Linked DNA regions of Homo sapiens: region 1 is linked to region 2. Evidence: chromatin contacts called from ENCODE Hi-C or POLR2A ChIA-PET data. All regions are on one chromosome and are shown on one strand. Each heading gives the region's core, a stretch centred on a gene start or an enhancer-like site at or near the end of the contact. The rest is flanking DNA. Distances are from core to core; before and after follow the strand shown. Region 1 overlaps LOC105373417 (a long non-coding RNA gene). Region 2 holds the start of LOC105373414 (a long non-coding RNA gene).

Region 1 (6,493 bases), core at 3,340-5,839, 39 kb after region 2:
GCTCCCAATATTTCAACATAGGTTCTTTCTATTTTCCATAAGTGTCGGCCAGCTGAGAAATAAAGAGAAAGAGTACAAAGAGAGGAATTTTACAGCTGGGCCTCCGGGGGTGACATCACATATCGGTAGGACCGTGATGCCCACTTGAGCCTTAAAGCCAGCAAGTTTTATTAAGGATTTCAAAAGCGGAGGGGGTGCAAGAACAGGGAGTAGGTCACAAAGATCACATGCTTCAAAGGGCAAAAAGGAGAACAAAGATCACAAAGCAAAAGGCAAAAGCAAAGATCACAAGGCAAAGAGCAAAAGCAAAATTACTGATAAGGGTCTATGTTCAGCAGTGCACGTATTGTCTTGATAAACATCTTAAACAACAGAAAACAGGGTTCGAGAGCAGAGAACTGGTCTGACCTCAAATTTACCAGGGCGGGGTTTCCCCCCACCCTAGTAAGGCTGAGGGTGCTGCAGGAGACCAGGACGTATTTCAGTCCTTATCTCAACTGCATAAGACAGACATTCTCAGAGCGGCCATTTATAGACCTTCCCCCAGGAATGCATTTCTTTCCCAGAGTATTAATCCTTGTTAGGAAAAGATTTTAGCAATATCTTCCCTACTTGCACATCCATTTATAGGCTCTCTGCAAGAAGAAAAATATGGCTCTATTTTGCCCGACCCCACAGGCAGTCAGACCTTATGGTTGTCTTCCCTTGTTCCCTGAAAATCGCTGTTATTCTGTTCTTTTTCAAGGTGCACTGATTTCATATTGTTCAAACACACATGTTTTACAATCAATTGGTGCAGTTAACACAACAGTGGTCCTGAGGTGACGTACATCCTCAGCTTACGAAGACAACAGGATTAAGAGATTAAAGTAAGACAGGTGTAAGAAATTATAAGAGTATTATTTGGGAACTGACAAATGTCCATGAAATCTTCACAATTTATGTTCCTCTGCCACAGCTCCAGCCGGTCCCTCCATTCGGGGTCCCTGACTTCCCGCAACATAAAGGAACTGCAGACAACAACTTCATCCTGTGCTTGGGGAGAGACAGAGGATTGAGAAGCGAGAGGGGGTGCGGGGGACAACAGTTCTCCTTGGTGGGTCCATCAGGTCTTTACCTAGATCAGGGAGAAGTCTCTTCCAGTATATTTATCTTGAAGAATTTTTAAGTCAAAATACTCATTACACCAGGGAGCCAACTTCAGGGTGAATTTCCCTGTGCCTCTTCATGTACAAGGAAACTTCATTAGTAGGAAGGCAATAGATAATGTCTAAAACAGGGGGAAAGAGTCAAGAAAAAGTACTGAAACACATTATTAGAAATATGTGGGGAGGCTGGGTGCAGTGGCTCACACCTGTAATCCCAGCATTTTGGGAGGCTGAGGCAGGCAGATCACTTGAGGCCAGGATTTTGAGACCAGCCTGGGCAACACAGTGAGACTTCGTCTCTATAAAAAATACAAAAGTTAGCCAGGTATGGTGGCACATACCTATAATTCCAGCTACTTGGGAGGCTGAGACGGGAGGATCACTTGAGCCCAAGAAGTCAAGACTGTAGTGAGCTGTGATTGCCCCACTGCACTCCAGCCTGGGCAACAGAGCCAGACCCTGTCACAAAAAAAAGCAAGCAAGCAAGCAATATGGGGGAATCCCAGCAAAGTTAAAATAGTTGAAAATGCTTATCTCTAAAGAGTGAAATTCAGGTGAGAAGGTGTGAGGCAGGTATAGTTGTTTTTGTTAGAAGTGCTGTAACTATTTTAATTTTACAACTATGTACATGTATCAGTCCAATAAAACAGAGGGAAAGGCTTTATTTTATAACTGATACATTAACAAGCATTAAAAATAATTAGCATGGACTGGGTGCAGCGGCTCATGCCTATAATCCTAGCACTTTGGGAGGCCAAGGTGGGCAGATCACCCGAGGTCAGGAGTTCAAGACCAGCCTGACCAACATGGCGAAACCCCATCTCTACTAAAAATACAAAAATTAGCTGGGCGTGGTGGTGTGCACCTGTAATCCCAGCTACTTGGAGGCTGAGGTAAGAGAATCACTTGAACCCAGGAGGTGGAGGTTGCAGTGAGCTCAGATCATGCCACTGCACTCTAGCCTGGGTGACAGAGTGAGACTCCATCTCAAAAAATAATAATAACAATAATAAGCATGAAATTGTGGTGAAACTGGAACATCAAAATCCTGCTAACAATGTAAATGTGTGCAAGCCCCATGGTTTCATTTCCAGAACATTTCGAGAGCCATTCAAACGTTGGAACCCTTTTAACCAATTCTCTCACTCTAGAGCAGGGATCTATGCAGGCAAATTATGACCATGGGCCAAACCCAGCCTACCATCTATTTGTGTACGATCCATAAGCCAAGAATGGTCTTTATGTTATTTTAATTGTTGAAAAAAATCAAAAGAATAACATTTTGTGATGCATAAAAATGATAAGGAATTCAAAGTTTGGTGTCCATAAACAAAAGCGTGTCCTCACACAGCCTTGCCAATGCGTTTGCAAGGGCCTGTGGCTGCTTTTGTGCTGCAAAGGAATCTGCAATAGAGAGCTCATGACTCACAGAGCTGAGAAGACTATTTGGTCCTTTGCAGAAGCAGCCTGCCCATCCCAGTACAGGGGGAGGCAGCGTCGTCCAGGAGGGCGGCTCAAAGCTGGACTCCTCTGATTCCTGGCTATGAGACCTCAAGTTTCCTAACTTGTCTGTGAAATGGTTTTCTCATCTTAAAGCAAAGATATTATTAGTACCAGCCTTCTGGGGCTGCTGTGACGATTCAGTGAATGAGCCCCCGTAAATCAGAGGGCACCCACACTTGGTGTAGGAGAACTGCCACTGCTTCCCCATGGACATCAGTAACGCAAGCAACAGGTGTACGCACAAACATTTGCACAGCCGGCACTGCCTATGGCAGGGTCCTGACACCCGGGTGGCCTCACCCACAGCTCTGGCAGAAGCAGAGACCCGGGGCCAGTCCACAGATTCACAAATAGTCCGTTCTGTTATGCTGCGAAGCAGACATCCCTAAAAATCCCTGCACTCTGCAAACTCATGTGAGATGACCCAGCAGGCTATGAGGGAGATAGAGTTAGGGGCTTCGTCAGCAAGACATTTACAAAAGACTGGAACCTAATAAAAATGATAGCACAGGCCGGGCGCAATGGCTCATGCCTGTAATCCCAGTACTTTGGGAGGCCAAGGTGGGTGGATCACCTGAGGTCAGGAGTTCGAGACCAGCCTGGCCAACATGGCAAAACCCCATCTCTACTAAAAATACAAAAATTCGCTGGGCATGGTGGCAGCCACCTGTAATCCCAGCTACTCAGGAGGCTGAGGCAGGAGAAGTGCTTGAACCCAGGAAGCGGAGGTTGCAGTGAGCCGAGATCGCGCCACTGCACTCCAGCCTGGGCAACAAGAATGAAACTCTGTCTCAAAAAAAAAAAAAAAAAAAGATAGCACAGTTTTACATGTTAAATGGTTAAGAAATACATACATACTAAAATTAATATGGTGTTTTCCTTTAAAAAGACTTGAGGCTTGTTTGAGGAAGTGGGCGTTGGGGTTGTGAGCTGGGTGATCTGGAATTGGGGGGGCATTCTAGCACCAGAGCTGGATGGATGTGGATGTGACTCCTAACACACCCTGTGAACGGAGGGCTGGAGGGTGCATGGGTGGGGTTGTGTGTTCCTAGGGTGTGTGCGAGGGTGGGGTTGTGTGTTCCTAGGGTGCGTGCACGGGTGTGGTTGTGTGTTCCTAGGTTCTGGTCAGCCAGGTGCCATTCTCTGCATTCGCCTGGTGTTTCTGAGGACAAAATTGTGCAGAGCGAATGTGAACTTTGAAACTCACGTTATGCTCCAATTGTTCCCTACTCTAGCAATTGGGAATTGCTATTGGAGCAATTGGAGCAATTTCATTTTCAAAACAAGCCGTACAGCGGAACTGAAAGTATCACATCCCTTGAGGACTCCGGACATGTTGGGGAAGGGGAACTTTCTAGAAGGTGGCATCTGCAGATGTCAACATCGGCGGCGGTGCCAAGAGGGGCTTTGCAGGGCCACAGGGCAGCAGCTCCATGCAGCTGGCCCCATCCCAGGCCTGGTGAGCTCTCCTGGCTGTGTACTCAGCCCTGAGCCTGATGACCAACACCAGATGCACAGCCTGCTGTTTACCAAGCCCTCCCACCCACACCAGGGTGCCTCCTGACAGCCTCACGGGGACAAAGTGCAGGCATCATTCGTCCACATTTGACAGAGATGGAAGGGGGGCTCAGAGAAGCTGATTACTTACCCGAAGACACACAGCCTGCAAAGGGAGGTGGCACTTCCACATCCCACGCTCTGGCTGACCCTCTGCCTGTCCTCCTGTGCAGTATGTGGGGTCTCGTCACCAAGCGCTGGGATAAACTCGAGGGGCCAGGCTCAAGGCCACGCGTCCAGAGGCAAATGCTGCAAGAAGAGAGGTGCAGGAAACCCAGGTAACCGAAAGGCACCTGCCTCGAGTGAGCTCCCTCCAGCCCTGACACCTGTTCCTTCTTTCAGTGGAAAGGACAAGCCGCCGTCCACACTGCGCCTTTAACAGTTACACCCAGCGAGGCTGAGGAATGTTCCGGAACAGCCAGGATGTGGGCTTCTTTGTAGCGGGAGTGTGCCACATGTAGTTCAATCCTGAGTCGGAGGCCTGAGCAAGCAGCTTGCAAGATGTTTGAGGAGCTTAGCATTGACTGTGGCAGGCGGGCCATTGCTTCTATGATTAAAAAGGCCCAACTCCCCCCTACATCTGCCCTCGACTCTCAGGGCACACCTGGGCCCTCAGGCCGGGTGTGCTCAGCTGAGCTTGGCCATTTCTCCTCCCTCGCTCCACAGGCGCACAGGGCCAGTTGGTCATCATGCAGCCCACGTGGCCTTTGGGACCAACCCTGCCCTGCTGGGATATGCTTCAGGGACCTGAGGATGGAACACTCCCCTGGGCCAGTGGACAGACACACACACACACACACACACACACACACACACACACAGAAGCAAAAACTGCTTTGTCCAAGAAAGGCACAGACGCATTTATAACCAGATTCCAAGGTCAGCTGCTTGGAGCATGAAGCGAGGTCATGTCCTCTTGCTTCTTGAATTAGGTCATCTCTCAAAGAAATCTCAGGGTCCTCCTTCCAAATAACTCCAAGACCCCCGGCCCAGCGGATGCTCTCTCAGTCCAAAGGTCAAGCCCTGGTCACAGCATCTCAAGGAGACAGACAAGTCACCTGAGTGTCTGTTGCAGCGGCCAACACCACAGGGTGTCGCTGTTAGGAAAGGTACCCTCCCCCTCCGGCCCTGCGAAGTCCCCCAAGCTCACAACCAGAAATCCTCAGCCACCAGGCAAGGAGCTGGCCTGTCCTGTCTTCCTGGCTCCTCTCCGCCTCAACTGGACCCACAACATCGAGTCCCCTGGGAACAGAGCATGGCACACTGACCATGCTTCTTAGGGCTGCCCAGTCACAGCCCCACACTGTGTTCAGAACCCCCACCCTCAGGCTCCCCCGCTGGGCCAGGGTGGGAGCCAGGCTCCCCTCTCTGTTTCAAAGCCCTTCCCCCAGCGCCCCTCCTGTGCAGGGATCAGTGGTGCTTCTTTCAGGGGAAAACCACAGTTGCCCCGCATGAAATCTGAGGACACATACGTACGGCTGCGTGGTGGACGGTGTTGGGGATCTTTGTCATTGCTATGAGAATCTTGCTCCCAGTGCATTCCATCTGATGCCTGTTGGAGGTGTGCACTGCATCAGGTGAGGCCACCATCCTGCCCACCTGTGATCCAAAAAAAAAAAAAAAGATCTGGGAGGAGAATGGAGATCTGGAGTCGGCCTGTGTGATGGGGGAGAAGCTGCTGCCGTCCCGAGCCTCAGAGGCAGAAGTCAGTGGCCCAAACTCCAGGGCCTAGTGCGTACACATGCACACACGTATGTGCAGACCTGTGTGTGCCTATGCACAGATATGCATCTAGGATGTGTGCACACATGTTCACATAGAGGATACAATGAACTGCTACATGTTTCCGTGTATATATATTACATATAGATATTTACTGGTTTGCATATATGTGTATATATACTGGTATATGTGTGTGTAGACTATCATGCATGTATGTGTGTATACATATACTAGTATGTATGCGTGTGCATATATAGAGGTATATACATGTGTGTGTACCCGTATCTATTTACTAGTATATATGATGTGTGTGTGTACTGGTATGGATGTGTGGGTATGTGCACTTGCTGGTATGTATGTAGGTGTTTGCTAACACATACGTGCACACGCAGAATGCTTCCAGGGGACTGCACAGCCTCTAGTTCGCAGCCCCCACCCCTCCCTTTGCCCCTGCACTCTCCCCTCTCTGAGCTGCATTCGCATGAAAGGGTGCAGGTTCTGACCCCGCAGCGCCACCTCCTGGACACCTAGGGATTTCTGGCAGCGCCTGCTTGGCCACCAGC
Region 2 (6,622 bases), core at 1,426-3,925:
GACACTTGGGCCAGGACAGGCACACGGAGATGACCTCCCACTGCCTCCCCAAGGATGACCCTGCTACTCTGACTGAGAGGGTCTTCAGGTCAAGGGCGGGGAGGGTGGCAACAGACACCAAAGCCGAGGGCTCTGAGCAGGCTCAGAAGCCGGGTGTGGAGCGGGAGGGTGGGGGCGCAGTGGCAGGGGCTGCTGCAGGGCCAGCTGTGCCAGCAGGGGTGGGGGCAGGGGCTCAGCGGAGCCGGAGTGCCAGGAGCTAAAGACCACCCACGCCCTCTTCTCGGAGGGCGAGCAGGCCAGGGAGAGCGACTTAAGCCACATGAACTTTCCCATTATCCCTGAAGGAGCGGGGTTCTTGTTGGTATTCTACCTGCACAGCTGCGTGAGACGCAGATATGGAAAACGGCCTTTTGGTGATCAGTCGGAGGGAAGGCCTGGCAGACTCAGTGGGGACTGGGTGGCAGGGAGGCAGGGGGAGCCTGGAAGCCCCCAGGGAGGCTGTGGGACTGGCAGGGCCCCTTCTCCAAGTGCCCAGAAACTTCCCCAACAAGACTTCAGCCTGTCCAGCAGCCCCCGGGGACTGTGTTGCGACTGTGATTACGTGGTCACCATGGTTTGTGGACACCGAAATGTCAAGAATGTCAAGCTCAATGCTCCCTGCTCCACAAGCATCTCCCAGAGCTGTGGGGAGGGTCATGACTGCCACTATTTATAGTACAGTGGCCTGCATGCGTGCCCAGCCCATTCCATCCTCTCCACGTGCACACGTGCGTGTGTGTGTGTCTGTATATCTATGTATTTGTGTATGTGTATATGTATGTGTATGTATGTGATGTATTTGTGTGTGTATGTGTATTTGCGTGTATGTGTATATATGTGTATATGTATATGTGATGTGTGTATTTGTGTGTATGTGTATATATATGTGTATATGTATATGTGATGTGTGTATTTGTGTGTGTGTGTGTGTGTCTGCCCACCCCCAAGACTTGCCTGCAGGGGTTACAATGGCTAGTCCATGCCTTGTAGCCTTATGCCTGTGGAATCATGAACACTCTGGGCCTCTATTCTCTCATCTTTAAAGGATTCTAACCCTTGGTTGTCCAACAATCAAGGAAAATAATAGATGTGCAAGGAAGCTGCCTACCATTACTTTTTAGAAAATAAGGGTGGATGTACATTAATTTACTCATGATTATCCATTCACTCATTCAACAAATGTTCTTTGTACTAGGCACTAAGAAATCAACAGTAGAGAAAAGAGAATTGACATTAGCCCTTGTTCTCAGGAAGTGGACGGTTTAGTAGGAAAGACCTGAATAATAAGCACAGATACACAGTTGTGTTCAGAGTTATAAAGGGCAAGAGCAGTGAGCTCTGTGCACGGGACTAACGGGGCGTGCGAGGAATAAACCACAAACGTGGGGCGGTGGGATGGTGGAACTGTGAGCCCAGGACAACCCTGATGGTGGGTCCAGGAGGCAGGGACTCACCAGAGGATCTGAAGCCTGGAAATCTGTCCACAGGGGGCAAGACATAAGTCTCATTAGTCAGAACAAAACCAGGATCCTGGGAATTTGTCCAAACAGGGATAAGGCCGATGGTAGCTGACAGGTTTCTGGGCACATACACCAGTATCAGGAAAGGCACAGGGAAAAGAGGGACCCAGGGACCGAACAGGCAGCCCTTTGGGGGAGCAGTAGGACCATCACAAGCCAGTTCTTGGAGAAGTACAGTGTCAAGGTCAAAGGAGGATCAGTTGCAAGACTCCCCACTGAGGGTGGGCCCCAAACCTCTGTGTCTGGGCGAGGCTGACCCTCTCCCACATGGCACACCTGCAGCTGACCAGGGGGTCTGTGCTCAGTGCAGGCACCTTCCCTCTCCTCCCCACACCCAGCAGTAGGTCCTTTGCTTTCTTGGCTCTGGCCCCAAGCACAGCCGAGGGCTCTAAAGCTGACCCTGGCGTCCCCACTTTGTGCTTCGTGATGTTGCCGGTCAGAATTTGTATGTAGTCACCTCCCGACCGGCGTGGGCAGTGCTGGCCTCCTGGACTGGAGCGTGGGCCAGATCTCTGGCCCTTCAAGGGCGCTGACACTGAGCAGGGCTGGCCTGGGCCTCCCTATACACCTCTTGTTGAGGACTCAGTGGGTTTCAGAGTCTGGGACAGGGATAGTTTAACAAATGGAGGCTCCGTGGTCCCAGACCGGTGAGAGAATGTGTGTTGAATGAATGGATGAGAACAAAAGCCAGAAGCTTGAAGATATTTAGAAATAAGATCCCCTTTTCCATATAAATGAAACACTTGAAGACCAGATTTTCCAAAGCAGTTGGAATGGCTACCCCCAAAATATCTCCCCCCCAGAGGGACTTCTAAAGGGTTAACTGACACCTGAAGGGAAGGGGCTTAACACCCCTAAAATCACAGAAAACAAATCTGGTCTGGCTCTTGGTATTCTCCTTACATCCTTAAGTAGTTTTAGACACAAAATGTCTTCCTCCCTTAAGTAATTCTAGACACAAAGTGCTTTCCTCATTTAACCCTTGTAATCACACTAGGAGGAGGATGTGATTCGTGTCCATTTTGAAGGGGAGAACACAGATTCAGAGTGGGTGGGTGACTTCTCCACAGGCAGAGCACAGACAGCCACACTTGCAGCTGCTTTAACCAACAAGCCGTGCTCCTGACCTTGGTGTTCGGCTTGGTTGCTTTGCTGTGGGTTGGTTTCGTTTGTGTGACTAAGACTTTTAAATGATTCGGCTCCTTTTGTGTGTTTGTTTTTGATCTTTGCAAGATTCTCTAATGGTTGATCCAGGGCTGCCCCTACACCGTTCTCCTGTCACATGCCCCGTTCCCCTGACATTGACATCAACCAACATAATATGCTGAAGAAGGGTCTTCGGCAGCTGGAAACTGGCCCAGGCATTGCGGTGGGCAGCCAGCAGGCATCTTCTGTCATTAGCCCTCCCTAGGGAAGACAAGTTCAGCAATGGTTCCTGGGAGAGGCTTGGGATAGGAAAAGAAAGGATGTTCCTATAGAGGAAGCAAATGTTCCAAGATACTTCCATTAATTAAGAAAATCTAGGGTAATAATACACAGTCCTCAAAGTCCTAGATTATAAAACCATTGTGTTAGGTTGAAGCAAGTATCACAAAGAAATACAGAAGGTCATTACCAAGACTTTTAGATGGCAAACATACTTAATGGAAACACCTCTTTCTTAACTCTGAAAACGCTTCATGTAGCATTCAGGCTTCCATTTAAAATTAATTGTGTGCATTCTAAGAGCACTTTTAGGACCTTGCAGAGACCCTCTCTGTAGATTACATGATTTGAAACTATAGCTAAGAAAATTTTGTGAAGTGGTGCAACTCTCAGAAATCAAACATGAATATGCATGCCAGGTGTGGTGGCTTACGCCTGTAATCCCAACACTTTGGGAGGTGGGAGAATCACTTGAGCTTAGGACTTGGAGACCAGCCTGGACAACATAGTGAGACCCCATCTCTACTAAAAATAAAAAAATTAGCTGGACATGGTGGTGCACACCTGTGGTCCCAGCTACTAGGGAGGCTGAGATGGGAGGATCACTTGAGCCTAGGAGGTCAAGGTTGCAGTAAGCCATGATCATGCCTCTGCACTCCAGCCTGGGCAACAGAATGAGACCCTGTCTCAAAAAAAATAATAATAAAAATAACTATGCAAAAAATATGACTTTATTTTTCTATATTACTAGCTCCCTCTCCTGGGGCATTCACTACTAATCTCAGTCATATTGGAGTTCCCCTGTCTTCTTTTCTCTGGGGTTCTAGGTAAGTTCCAGGGGCAGGGTGATGGTGGCAAGCATTACATAGTTCTGAGCTTTGGGAAAGGGGACGTCTCATCTTCACCGTCATCTTCACATGCTAGTTTCAACTTGTGTTATTAACAGAAACTTCCGCTGTCCCGCCTGACCTGCAGCCAAGCATCCACACAGTTTGTCCACAAGGCCCTCCCCTGGTCGCTGTCCTCTCAGTTATTCTCAGTGTTACTCTCGGACCCAGGAGCGTGATTCAGCAGCTCCTGCGCGGTGGGAGGTGGACAAAGGCTCAGTCCACTTGGGCATATCATAACATTTCTTCTCCTAGAAGCCATGACTTCTAAGGGTTGGAGCCTCCAAGCTTCTTTGGGATTTGGGACGTCCCTGAGGCACGCAGCCTGGGGAATGGGCTGCGCAGCCTGTTTTCTCTAGAACCTGAGCATGCAAGCACCACTCTTGCATTCTGATTCTCCAACCCCTCGCCTGGGAGGAGGCGAGAAAGGCTTGCCCTTCACCATATCTTCTCATCCCACATTTTCTGTTACATATGTTGCCTATGCCCTGAGTCCTTTCTGTTCCTCTAAACACCTGTGTTTGTTTTGTGTTTTTAGGTGTCATTTATATAGAAGAAAATGCGGCTGGGTGCAGTGGCTCATGCCTGTAATCCCAGCACTTTGGGAGGCCGAGGCGGGCAGATCACTTGAGGTCAGGAGTTCAAGATCAGCCTGGCCAACACAGTGACATTCTGTCTCTACTAAAAATACAAAAATTAGCTGGGCATGGTGGCACGTGCCTGTAATCCTAGCTACTCAAGAGGCTGAGGGAGGAGAATCGCTCAAACCTGGGAGGTGGAGGTTGCAGTGAGTTGAGATTGTGCCACTGTACTCCAGCCTGGGCAACAGAGTGAGACTCTATCTCAAAAAAAGAAAATGCACAGATCTTAAGCACTCAGTTTGAACAATATACAGAGCATCTCCCTCAACCCAGAAGGTTCCCCATGAAAGGGCCTAGACTTTTGAAAACCAAAAAAGTCCCCCCCTTATTTTCCTCTACCCTGCTCTGCTCATTCCCTTTGGGGAGGTAATGATCACACTCTGGCCTACCTGCAGCTCCTAACGGTGCCAAGTACATAGAGAAATGCCAAGGGCAAGGGGCAACCGTGAGATCGCATCTTAAACAGTATCCTCACATGAATCTCCCAATAACAAAGAATTATCCTCGTGACATTCACTCAGTACATTATAGTCCACTGAGCGCTCTCACTCTGTTCGTCTCATTTAACCTTACAATGTATTATTCTCACAATGTATTGTATTTGTATCCTTACAATGACCCATGTACAAATTATCATGCCATTTGGCAGATGAGAAAACTGAGGCCCAGAGTGAAGAGGTAATTTTCCAATGCTCCACAGGTGATACATGTCAGAGATGAGACAGGATCCAGATTCATGCCACTCCGTTTGTTTCCAGAGAATCTAATCATTACCAGCCTTCAGAGGGCAGAACAGAAAGACAGTCACTGATGCAGAGGATCTGAAGGGCTCCCAAGCCCTCCTCTTACCCAGCGCCACTCAAATTCCCCAGGACGGGGCTGCCTCCTTTCACTCCCCACTAGTTCTTACTTGGTGTTAAGCCATCAAAGACCTCGATGAATTGCCCCTGTAGAGGGTACCATGAAGACAGGGCCTAGCAAGTTTACTTCAAGGAGAAAAAGTGCCGGAAATGAAACAGATTAAGACAGTGGCCCACAGCACGGCAGGGGCTGACCTCCCGGGCCGCATCCAGACATTCTCACTTACAAGCAGTGTGATTCTGGGTAATTAACCAAACCTCTTTAGGCCTCTGTTTTCTCACATGTAAAGAAAAGATAATCACAGAATCTCCCTCAGAAGGGTTCTTATGAGACTTCCATGATATCATGCAGGTAAAATATCTCCCTGCCTGATTTGGAGTAAGCATCCATAGATGCTAGCTAATATCATTATCGAAAGGAGGCTGTGAAAACACGGACACTAATATTTCACTAGTGTGTCATTGACGCTGCAGCAAGACTACATTACCGTTTTGAAGTTAAATAAAACATAGAGATAAATCTCTGAGTTTAACATGTTTTATTTGGGAAGCAACAACTGCAGTTCGGGGGATAGACACAGAACGGTGGCCTCTCGTATGTCCAAAGAACAGAGAAGTTTGGAGGTTTTATGAAGAGGAGAAATGCTGTGTATTGTTTTGAAATAAAGTTCCTTGGCACTAGTAAGGTTTTGGGGATGCTGGCGAACACTGATTTGTGGGTGATGGTGTTAGATTTCAGCAGGTTGTTCCAGTGGCTGTTAGATAAAACTGGTTTCAGGTTACACCTGGCAGTTCCAGCAGCCAGGTCTGCAGAGAATCGTATGCTTGAAGGAACGTCTTGTGCCTCAAGCGCTTTACCCGCAACCTCTGGACTCTGTTTTAGTTGAGTGTGACAAGAAAGACCCAAGGCGTATGAAGCTTTGACCCTGTTTTGTAAACTCCCTTTGATGCGGTCAGAGTTCATTTGGGGAAACTTCTGGGAATAGTCAACACGGCCGGTTGGAAACGGAGGTGGAATTCAGTGGTTACAGCAGAAGCCTGCACTCTATCGTCCAGTGAGAGCAGCCCAGGGATGGGCACTCATGAAGGAGAGTGATGCTGCCCACAGGAAGCAGGCCAGTGCTGAGCAGAGAGAACCACAAGAAAAGCAGACAGGTCTGCCCGCGTTTGAGCTGGTATCACTTGCCCAGCAGGCAGGCATGGGGTGACACATGACTGGGCGAGCCACTCGCTGGGTGGGGCATTCACAC

The links. A loop is a pair of places that touch in the nucleus more often than their neighbours do. ChIA-PET counts read pairs that join two places held with the same protein, here RNA polymerase II (POLR2A). Pooled maps may share reads with other maps.
Region 1: a map of GM12878 shows a loop between it and region 2 (4-fold over the local background). The contact joins two enhancer-like sites. A Hi-C loop is called at or near these places in 3 of 168 maps with a recorded cell type or tissue (GM12878, PC-3 and endothelial cell of umbilical vein) and 2 of 50 pooled maps. POLR2A ChIA-PET finds 5 or more read pairs at or near these places in 4 of 52 experiments (IMR-90, PC-3, activated CD8-positive, alpha-beta memory T cell and 1 more).

The regions. Positions count from the first base shown.
Region 1 is chr2:9,133,447-9,139,939 of GRCh38, forward strand. LOC105373417 (a long non-coding RNA gene) reads right to left here. Exons shown (of 4, transcript XR_922775.1): 2 at 5,685-5,807; 3 at 4,300-4,457; 4 at 1,574-1,607. Among named protein-coding and RNA genes, the nearest start is that of ASAP2, 70 kb to the right of the region's middle. RefSeq lists an enhancer at 6,257-6,493. Within about 2 kb of position 4,590, at least 4 of the 41 ENCODE cell types and tissues checked have a DNase peak (open chromatin) inside an H3K27ac peak, as active enhancers do.
Region 2 is chr2:9,096,781-9,103,402 of GRCh38, forward strand. It overlaps LOC105373414 (a long non-coding RNA gene), which reads left to right and starts at 5,804. Exons shown (of 6, transcript NR_187861.1): 1 at 5,804-6,622. Within about 2 kb of position 2,676, at least 2 of the 41 ENCODE cell types and tissues checked have a DNase peak (open chromatin) inside an H3K27ac peak, as active enhancers do.